Linked DNA regions of Homo sapiens: region 2 is linked to region 1. A link is a contact called in ENCODE Hi-C data. All regions are on one chromosome and are shown on one strand. Each heading gives the region's core, a stretch centred on a gene start or an enhancer-like site at or near the end of the contact. The rest is flanking DNA. Distances are from core to core; before and after follow the strand shown.

What was found. A loop is a pair of places that touch in the nucleus more often than their neighbours do. Pooled maps may share reads with other maps.
Region 2: a map of naive thymus-derived CD4-positive, alpha-beta T cell shows a loop between it and region 1 (21-fold over the local background). The contact joins the promoter of MIPEP here to the promoter of POMP in region 1. A Hi-C loop is called at or near these places in 2 of 168 maps with a recorded cell type or tissue (CD8-positive, alpha-beta T cell and naive thymus-derived CD4-positive, alpha-beta T cell) and 5 of 50 pooled maps.

Annotation. Positions count from the first base shown.
Region 1 is chr13:28,655,623-28,660,455 of GRCh38, reverse strand. It overlaps POMP (proteasome maturation protein), which reads right to left and starts at 1,326. Exons shown (of 6, transcript NM_015932.6): 1 at 1,269-1,326. The coding sequence starts at 1,271. RefSeq lists a silencer at 1,394-1,453 and an enhancer at 1,674-1,833.
Region 2 is chr13:23,886,543-23,890,909 of GRCh38, reverse strand. MIPEP (mitochondrial intermediate peptidase) reads left to right here and starts at 1,510. Exons shown (of 19, transcript NM_005932.4): 1 at 1,510-1,778. The coding sequence starts at 1,590. It overlaps PCOTH (prostate and testis expressed opposite C1QTNF9B and MIPEP), which reads right to left and starts at 2,042. Exons shown (of 4, transcript NR_172510.1): 1 at 1,899-2,042; 2 at 868-910. RefSeq lists enhancers at 1,111-1,170, 1,230-1,730.

The sequences.
Region 1 (4,833 bases), core at 77-2,576:
ATGTGCTCAGAACACTTACACTAGCCTACAGTCGGCCAAAATCATCTAATACAAAGCCTACTTTATTAAAAAGTACTGGGTATCTCATGTAATTTATTGAATACTGTACTGAAAGTGAAAAACAGAATGGCTGTATTGGTACTCAAATATGGCCTCTACTGACTGTGTATGGATTTCACACCATCATAAAGTCAGAAGATTGTTGAACCACCAGAAGTTGGGGACCTTCAGCAGAGATGTGTGATTGTTGCTTTCCAAATGTATCTTCTATTACTTCCCTATATGAACATTCTCCTCCTTCTGGACTGCTTTATTGTAAAGTAACAAGGTTTCAACGCACAAAGAAAAGGTGAATTCTGACTTCTGGATTCTGTTATTGTCATTTTTCCCAATTTCCTTCTGTAAAATATCAAGATTAGTACTTGCTGTTTCTAATAAAGGAAGGAGCCGAGAAAGGCAAATCTACGAAAACCTAACTACTAGTTACATTTGAGAGTGCCTAAAAAACTTTTTAGATAACGATTAGCAGTATTTACCAATAGAAACTTTCTAGATTTGGATGGATGGCCTACCAGCAGTACCGATATCAGAGTCTGTGGCAATGGTGACTCAGTGTTCTTCTCAAATACCACAACTTCTAAGTTAAAAAGAAAGAGAAAGTGGTGGGGAGGAGAAGGAGGGAGGAGATATACTAACAATACTGGCAAACAGGGAATAGCAACTGTCTGATTTTTTCCCCTCTAACATCTAGCACACTACAAGCTCTCAAAAAAGTTTGTAGAGCAAAGCTGCGTTACACAAATGCGACCTATAGTTGTGGGCTGTTTACTAGGCAGTTACAAGGGCGGGGGCTGGGGGAGATGAGGAGTCTGAGAGCTCTGGGCTCCCAGAGGTTACCCGTCAAGGAAAGGGTCGCCAGCGCCACCCCACAGAACGTTGCACTTTCACGGCTGCCTTTTCCACTTCTGCGCCAAGTAAGGGGAGGAGGTCTGGGCCTGCTGGGGTCTAAGGGATGGAAGGGCGCAAACCGAGCTAAGAGGAGCAGGATGAAGCCGAAGCACTGCTAGTGGGACTAGTGCCGGGCCCCGGCGACAGTCACGACCCACCCAAACCCCGTGACTCGACAGATTATGGCGCCTGAGGCCGGCCTCAGCCCCACGCTGCCGCCGCCGCCGCCACCGGGGACGGGTTGGGAGGCGACTGCCTGTTTCTGCCGAGCCACGGTCCCGAGCCCGCGTGGAACTCCAGCCGCCCGGGTACCCACTCACCATCTTCCGCAGCTCTGCGAACAGCCTCTCTGCCCCGTTACCGTCAGTCGACCCCGCCGCTCACTTCCGTTTCCGAGGGCTGGCCCCCACATCCGCCGGAAGTGCGTCCGTCCTGGCGAGGAAGGAAGGAGGGCGCGGGACGCCGGAGGGAGCTGCGCGGGGCCGAGGCTCCCACGCTTGCAATCCCAAGGGACCCAGGGCCAAGGGCGCAGTAAGGGTGTGGGCTGGGAGGAGGGAGGGGTCGGGACGAGACGTGCCTGAGGGGAGGGAAGACACGGACTCCGGTTTATTAATAAACATCTACGGTTTGTACGGCATTTTAAGATGTGCAGTGTGCTTTTGTAGGTACATCGCCTTATTTAACACAAAACCTCTCTGAGGTAGCTATTACATTTCACAGAAGGGTAAACGAGGCGTAGGTGGTTTGAGTGATTTGCTTGAGATCGTTCGGCTAATAAAGCAAAATTGGGACACAAGGCTTTTGTCATTTTTAAAAAACATAATATTGAAGGCCTGGTATGTTCCGAACCCTGTGCTGAGGCTAGGAATACAAAAAAGGACCAGGCCGGTGTGGCCTCTGGGCTAGAGGAGCAGGGGTACTCCGGAGGCTAGAGGGGAGAGAGGGGACGATAGTGACTACAAATTAAGTAAATGTGATCATGACCGACATATGTTGGGCCCTTTGAATTGCGTTATCAACACAGTTCTAAGTGCTTACATCCTTTATCTCTTTTAATCTTTTCAATAACCTTACAAGTACAATTTACAGGTGAAGAAACCGAGACATGAAGGGCTTAAATAAATATGCCTAAGGACATATTTATGAGTCTAGAATCCATGCTCATTACACTATTCTGTATTGTTCAAATATAATGTAATAAAACGGCCTTATAGTCTGCTGCCACAGGATGGAGACATCTTAGGGAATCTTTGGACTGACAGCTAAAAGATAAGAGCGAACTAGTTTGGGGTAGTAGGATATTTAAAACAACATTACGTGCAGATCTGCTTGTGCAAAAACGGAACTGGAAAGAAGGCCTAAGTCTGGCTAAAGTTCAGAAAGTAAAGTGGAGAGTACTGTGAGATGAGGTTGTAAGTAGATGGAGGCAAGTGGTTTTTGTTGTTGTTTTTGTTTGTTTGTTCTAAATAATGATAGGGTTTAGCTATGTTGCCCAGGTCTGCGTTGAACTCCTGGGCTCAAGCGATTCTCCTGCTGCAGCCGGCTGAGTAATGGGAACTACAGGCGTGCATCATGGGACCTAGCTACAGGTTTTTTATGCAGCCTTTGTAGGCAAGATTAAGGATGAGGCTTTGTCTTTAAAAAGCCATCGAAGGATTTGAGAGAGGAAAATGATAAGGCCATATATGTTATGTATATCCACTGCCATGGTCATACAACTTTGAAGTTCCAGATGTTATGTGTTCTGCCATGCTGTCCTTTAGGTGTCTTCTGGTCCTTCACAATAGCCATGTTTAATCCTGAGATTTGAGTTGGAGTGTTTCGTTTGCATCTTTTTTTCTTTCCGTCAATTCCACCTGAGAAATTGTAAAACTGCGAATCTTTTCTTAAAAATCATTTTAACATTTGCTGATTGCTCACAGTTCAATGAATATGTATTGAACATTTGCTTGGTACTAGATTCTGGAGCTATAAAGAAGAAAAGAGCAATTCCCTGTACCTGAGATGCTTATATATTTTCCTGGGGAAATAGACATGCAAACAGATATTTAAAATGCAGCATGGGCTGGGTGCAGTGGCTCACACCTGTAATCCTAGCACTTTGGGAGCTGGAAGCAGGCAGATCACTTGAGGTCAGTAGTTCGACACCAGCCTGGCCAACATGGCAAAAGCCCATCTCTACTAAAGATACAAAAAAAAAAATTAGCCAGACATCATGGTGCATGCTTGTAGTCCCAGCTATTCAGGAGACTGAGGCACGAGAGTCGCTTGAACCTGAGAGGTAGAGGTTGCAGTGAGCAGAGATCACGCCACTGCACTCCAGCCTAGGTGACACAGCAAGACTCCATCTCAAATAATAATAATAAAATAATAAAATGCAGTGTGATAAATGCTTGATAGAGAAAGGGGCTAAACCAGAAAGTTGTTGGGAGCAGGAGAAAACAGCATTCACGGAAGAGGAACATGTAAAGGCAAGAGATCTGTGAAAAGTCGTGTTGTTATCTGAGTAATGGAAAACATTTCCCTGTGGCTGGAGCTCTGGGTGAGCAGGTGAAGCAAAATGAGATGAGGTTGGAGGGACAGGTTGGGGCCAAAACGAAGGGCCTTCTATGGTATGCTGAGGTTTAGGGCTTTTTCTTATAGACAACAGGAGATAATGGAGGTCTTTTCACAAACATTTGGCATTAAAAAAAAAAAATTCTGGTGGCAGCATGAAGGACAGACTAAGATTGGGAGAAAGTAGGAACCAGGATACCATTTAAGCCACTAATGGTACGCTAAGGTAGTGTCACATACTGGAAAGGCTTTGAAAGGAAGGAAAAAGTAGGAGTGAACCTAAGAAATACCAGAATTCAAAAGACAGCCAGAAGAAGGGGAGCCTGCTTTAAAGGCTATGCCATCTTCGAATCAAAAGGGCAAGGAAGTATTGAGAGGTTAGAAAGTAGTTCAAAAGTAGCTAAAAAGGGATCATAAAGCCCTGAAAATAGGCTTTTGGTGACCAGTGTGAAGAGTTGTTTTAGTGGCTCAGCAAGGAGAAAATTCCCTTTATTTTGAGTCTTACACTCAAGTTTATGTCCTATTTTAAATGGTTTGTTACAGTATTAACTAATACGGGGTACTTTTGAGTATGCTAAATAAGAAGTAAATTAGATTTGATGCTGGAATGATTTAATTATGTTTACTTAAGCTTTATGTTAAATAGCTTAGAGGATAGAACATTAGTAATGATAGCTAACATTTGTTACATGTCAGGCCAGGGTTTAGTTTTTTGCATATATTGTTTCAATTAATCCTGTGAGGTAGATACTATCATTATGCACATTTCACAGAAAATGCTGAGGCATTGTATGAGAACAAGCACCCTATTTTGTTTTACTTTTTGTAGTCGTCTTTGACTTTACTCTTAAGTCAGTCTGGTGACATAGCTAGGTAAACTGAGGACAAATTCAGCTTCATTCACATCTGGCAAGAACCCTCCTCCCTCCTCCTAGCTCTTTCCCCATTTGTTACCTCATCTGTCTCCTGTTTGGGTACTATTCTTGTACTTCATCTTGTCAGCTGAATTTGGGTCTTCTGACCTAAATTTTAGTGCTCCCTAACGATCTAAAATTACACTTAACTTTGCTCTTTTCTGTTATTTGCCTAAGCTTGGCCCTGGGCACCCAAACCCTATTACCCAGCCTGCTTGGTTAGCCCCCTCTTAAAAGCTGCTTTGTCTCCACAGCACAGTGCCTTGCATACTTTAGGCAGGTACTCAGCAGGATTTTGAAATCTAGTATGTAGTGAGTGTCTCTTTAGAACTTAAGAAGCTGGAAGAGGCATAGAGAAGAGAGGTCTGAAAATGTCTCAGAGCTAAGGAAGATACGATGTTGAGATAAGGGAATG
Region 2 (4,367 bases), core at 261-2,760, 4.8 Mb after region 1:
TTAGTACTAGTAACAGCTTTAAGCTGGTGATGCTGTCACACTCCAGAAAGCTGTAGACACTGCTCATTTTGTCTTTTTTTAAAAAATGTATTTTTAAGTTCTGGAATACATATGCAGAACGTGCAGGTTTGTTACATAAAAATGTGCTGTGGTGGTTTGCTGCATCTGTCAACCCATCACCTATGCAGGTATTAAGCCCTGCATGCATTAGCTATTTGTCCTGGTGCTTTCCCTCCCATTTTGCTCATTTTCTAACCTAGGTTTTAATCACCATTCTATCCAACAAATCATTGTTTGATCATTATTTGCCAGACATGAATCTCTACTTGTTTTCTAGGATCGCCCTAATAAAGTACACAAACTGGGAGTCTTTAAACAACAGAAACGGACTTTCTCACAGTTCTGTAGGCTGGAAGTTTGAGATCACCGTAGCAGCAGGGCCATCCTCCCTCCAAAGGGGATACAGGAGGATGCAGCCTTGCTGCTTCCAGCTTCTGGCAGCTGGTGGCAGCATCACTCCAGTCCCCGCCTCCATCTTCAGGTGGCTGTCCTCCTCCTGTATCAGCCAAATTTTCCTCTTCTTACAAGAACAGCTTCCCTAATCTAGTATGACCCATCTTAATCATAATTGCAAACTCCATATTTTCAAATAAGGTCACATGTACAGGCACCGAGGGTTAGGACTTCAGCATCTATTTTGGGAGACACAGTTCAACCCAATCTGCCCTCTGGTTCCCAAAATTGATTTCCTTCTCATGTGCAAAATACATTTTCGCACCATGTCAACATTACCAAAAGTCTTAACACTTTCCGCATCAACTCCTCTCACCATCTACATCATTTAAATAAGCTACAGAGGAGACTTACTGTGTGATTCATCGTGTGGCAAAATGTCTCTCCATCTGTGATCCTGTGAAGCGAGACGAGTTAATCCACTTCTAAAAGACCGGGGGTTGGAGGGGGAGACAGGCATAGGGTAGACAATCCATTCCAAAAGAGAGAAAGGGGAAGGAAAAAAGGGTTCACGGGTCCCAGGCAATTCTGAAACCCTGGAGGGAAAATCCCATTAGACTTCTTTCACTATTTCCCATCTAAAATTTTTAACTGAGCTATGCAAGAGTAAAAAGTTACCGGACAGAGACACCAAACAGAGAAGTGCAGGATAAATTTACCAAGAGAGTAGGTTAAAAGGGAAACTTCTCCTTCAGGCCTATGGTGGGCATTTCTTGTTTACTCAAGTACCTGCCGTCTCTCAAAGAATATCTAATGTCCACTGGAATTCGAATATGTCATGATTTTACTCGCGCCCACCCCTAGTCAACTTGGGAGGGAAGCGCAACCCTAGCCTTTTCTTACTCTGGACACAGGGGGCGGTAAACCGGGAGGGCGGCCGAGAAGGCGAGGGGGAGCGACGCTCTTGCTCTCTGGACGACAACGTGCCCACGTCCTGAGGCCGCGCCCAGACCCGGAAGCGGGGCCGTCACGTGGGGCGGCGTGGGCTGCTGCCTTGGAAACGCGGAGCGCGCGCTCCCAGCGAAAGCAGCAGGGCAGGGATCTGCGTTGGAGGAAGGGACTGCTCTGGTGCTAGAATGCTGTGCGTCGGAAGGCTGGGCGGCTTGGGAGCCAGAGCAGCAGCTCTGCCGCCCCGCCGGGCGGGCCGGGGAAGCCTCGAAGCCGGGATCCGGGCCCGAAGGGTCAGCACCAGCTGGTCTCCCGTGGGCGCCGCCTTCAATGTCAAGCCCCAGGGCAGCCGCTTGGACCTGTTCGGCGAGCGCCGGGTGAGCGGCGCAGGAGGAGCTCCCCTCAGTCCCCGAGCTAAGCCGACCCCTGCTCCGCGCGGCCAGCAACAATCAGGGCGAGATTGTTTGGGCCTGGGAGGAGGCGAGCAGCGAACCCACCTTTTACAGTGGCGTCTTGTGTGCGCTCTCGATGAGGGCAAGGTCACCTCTGCTTTGAGGGGCCGGGTTTAGTGGTCTCCTACCCAGAGTGTCGGGTCCGGGAACTGCTTCTGCATGAGCCCCTTGCTCCACGTGAATCTGAATAGTTCGTTCTGGCAGTGGCGGTGAATTCGTCCTGCCAGGACCCGCCCTCTGCATACACTCAGGCGCACCCCTGCTAAAGCCCTTTAGCTCCAGCGCTACAGTCCTGCCTTAAGAGGCCTATCCCTGTGCGTTCACAGGCGGCATCACATGGTCTTTTTGCAAGGACACGGCTGCCTGCAGTCGAGTAATGGTAATTTCATTAATACCTGAAATTCCATCATCTATTAATTAATTTATTTCAAAGCTTTGGGCTTTCTTGTTTTAAAACACAAAACTCTGTTGAGACGAGTCTCACTTCCCATAGTGCCATGGAATTGGTCACTTTGATTTCTTACCCCAGGAAGTCACTAGCCTGCGTTGTCTAGTGAAAGGTGAGAGGAAGGCAAGGTTGGAAAGGACTTACCTGATGCCTGTTCTACTTGGAGTTTGTACATTTTGTCCGTTTTAGGTTAAGGATTACTTTTATTTTTGCCTTTTAAAATTTCGTTATACTGTATTGCCTTATAAAGACAAGTCTAGGGTATTGTTGCACTGAGCTAAAGTGTGTGATTCTTGTTTTATCTCCATTATCAGTTTTGTCTATTTAAAAATTATTTTGTGTGAAATTTGCTACACCACCTTCCTTAAGGGTATGTAGTGTTGGTATTAACATAGTTGGTGTGAAGAGACCTACTTGTAGGCGCTGAGCAGAAAGACGTGAGGGGAAGCCTGATTTTGGGTGGATGAGATATAACTAATTTTAGCTTTTATTTTTCCCTTTTTGTATCATGATATTCGGCACTGATAGCAGATTTTCAAATTTTAGAATTGATTTTTGCCTTGAAAAAAAAAAAGCCTTATTCAGTTTTTTAGCATTATGGTCACTGGTAATCCGATAGTTAGAATTCCCGAGAGCAATATGGGCAGGTTGTACTGGGAAGTGGAAGTAGTCTGTGCTTGAATCAAATTAAATCAGTATAAAGATGACATTTGTTTTTGGTCCTGATTTTCCTTTGTCTCCCACTGACTTTCTTTTATTTTATTTTTTATCTTGTAATATATTTTGAAGAGAGATTACTAGCTTAACTTCATCCATCCCTTCTTGTAGAAACAGTAGGGCTTGTCAGGCCTGAAGGTTTACCTGTTCGTATTTCTGAAAATCTATGCGTTAAGCACCTACAAAGTGAATTAACAAAGCCTAGCATCTGCTCCGGTCACTTGTTTCTTTCATTGAGTTCCCCCATGTGTTAGACATTCTATTGGATAGCTGGTTAAAGAAATGAAGGGCAGGGCTCTTGGGTCTGGAAGCTCACCTTTTCAGGAGAGAAGACTTTCAAACAGATAAATTGTAATAGAGAAGTATGGAAAAGTGTGGGCTTTACAGATGTACAGAGCGGGTTCGAGTTCTGTCTTTCCCAATATTAATTTGTGACCTCAAACAAGTTTTTTCTAACGTCTTAAAGCATGTGGCCTGATCTGTAAAAGAATGATACTCTGTTCTGTAGGATTGTGTGATTTAAATGAGAACCTATGTAAAGTAGCAGGCACACTTCATGGTATGCAGTAGGTGCATATTAAATGCTTTTTCCCCCTGCCTTCCTGAGTGTGCTAACAAGTGTGATTGAATAGGTAACAAGAGAATGGTCATTACCATTAGATCAGTGATTTTTGTTTTTATCAAGATATTGAAATGTCTTTGTAACGTATAAAATTTGCTCCCAGTTTCAGCCTATGATTTTAATATGTTCATTACATTTTTCTAAAATATCTATTGCTTCATAGTCAACTCATCCTCCCTATTTGATAGTTATAGAATAATTGGTACTATGTACTGAGATCTCACCTTGTCAGCTGCTGCTGTTAGTACTTTACATATACTTATTACCTGTATCCATGCTGTAAGGTATGTATCGTCATTCCCATTGTACATGATGAAAAAAATATTTCTCCTAGGAGGAGAAATAACATGACCAGGGTTATAAGCTAATAATAATTATGGCTAACATCTATAAATGCTCTGTGCCAAACACTGCTTTATGTATATATATATATATATTTACATATATGATCTCATTTAATCTTTGCGGCCACTCTTAGGTTCTGTAGAAGTGACAGCTGGATTTTGAACCCATACCATTGTTGTTGTTGTTTTTTCCGGAAAATAATTAAAAATTGAAGAAAAATTATGTTCTGAAAACATTTTTAGTGTAATTTATGTGGAGTGATATGGGGAGTATGATAGTGGTATCTGTGATCACAGGTATAACATGATACACCAATGAAAGTCAAGATCTCCTTTGTGATAAAAGTAATTTTAGTAAATATAAAAAAAGCACAATTTTGAAT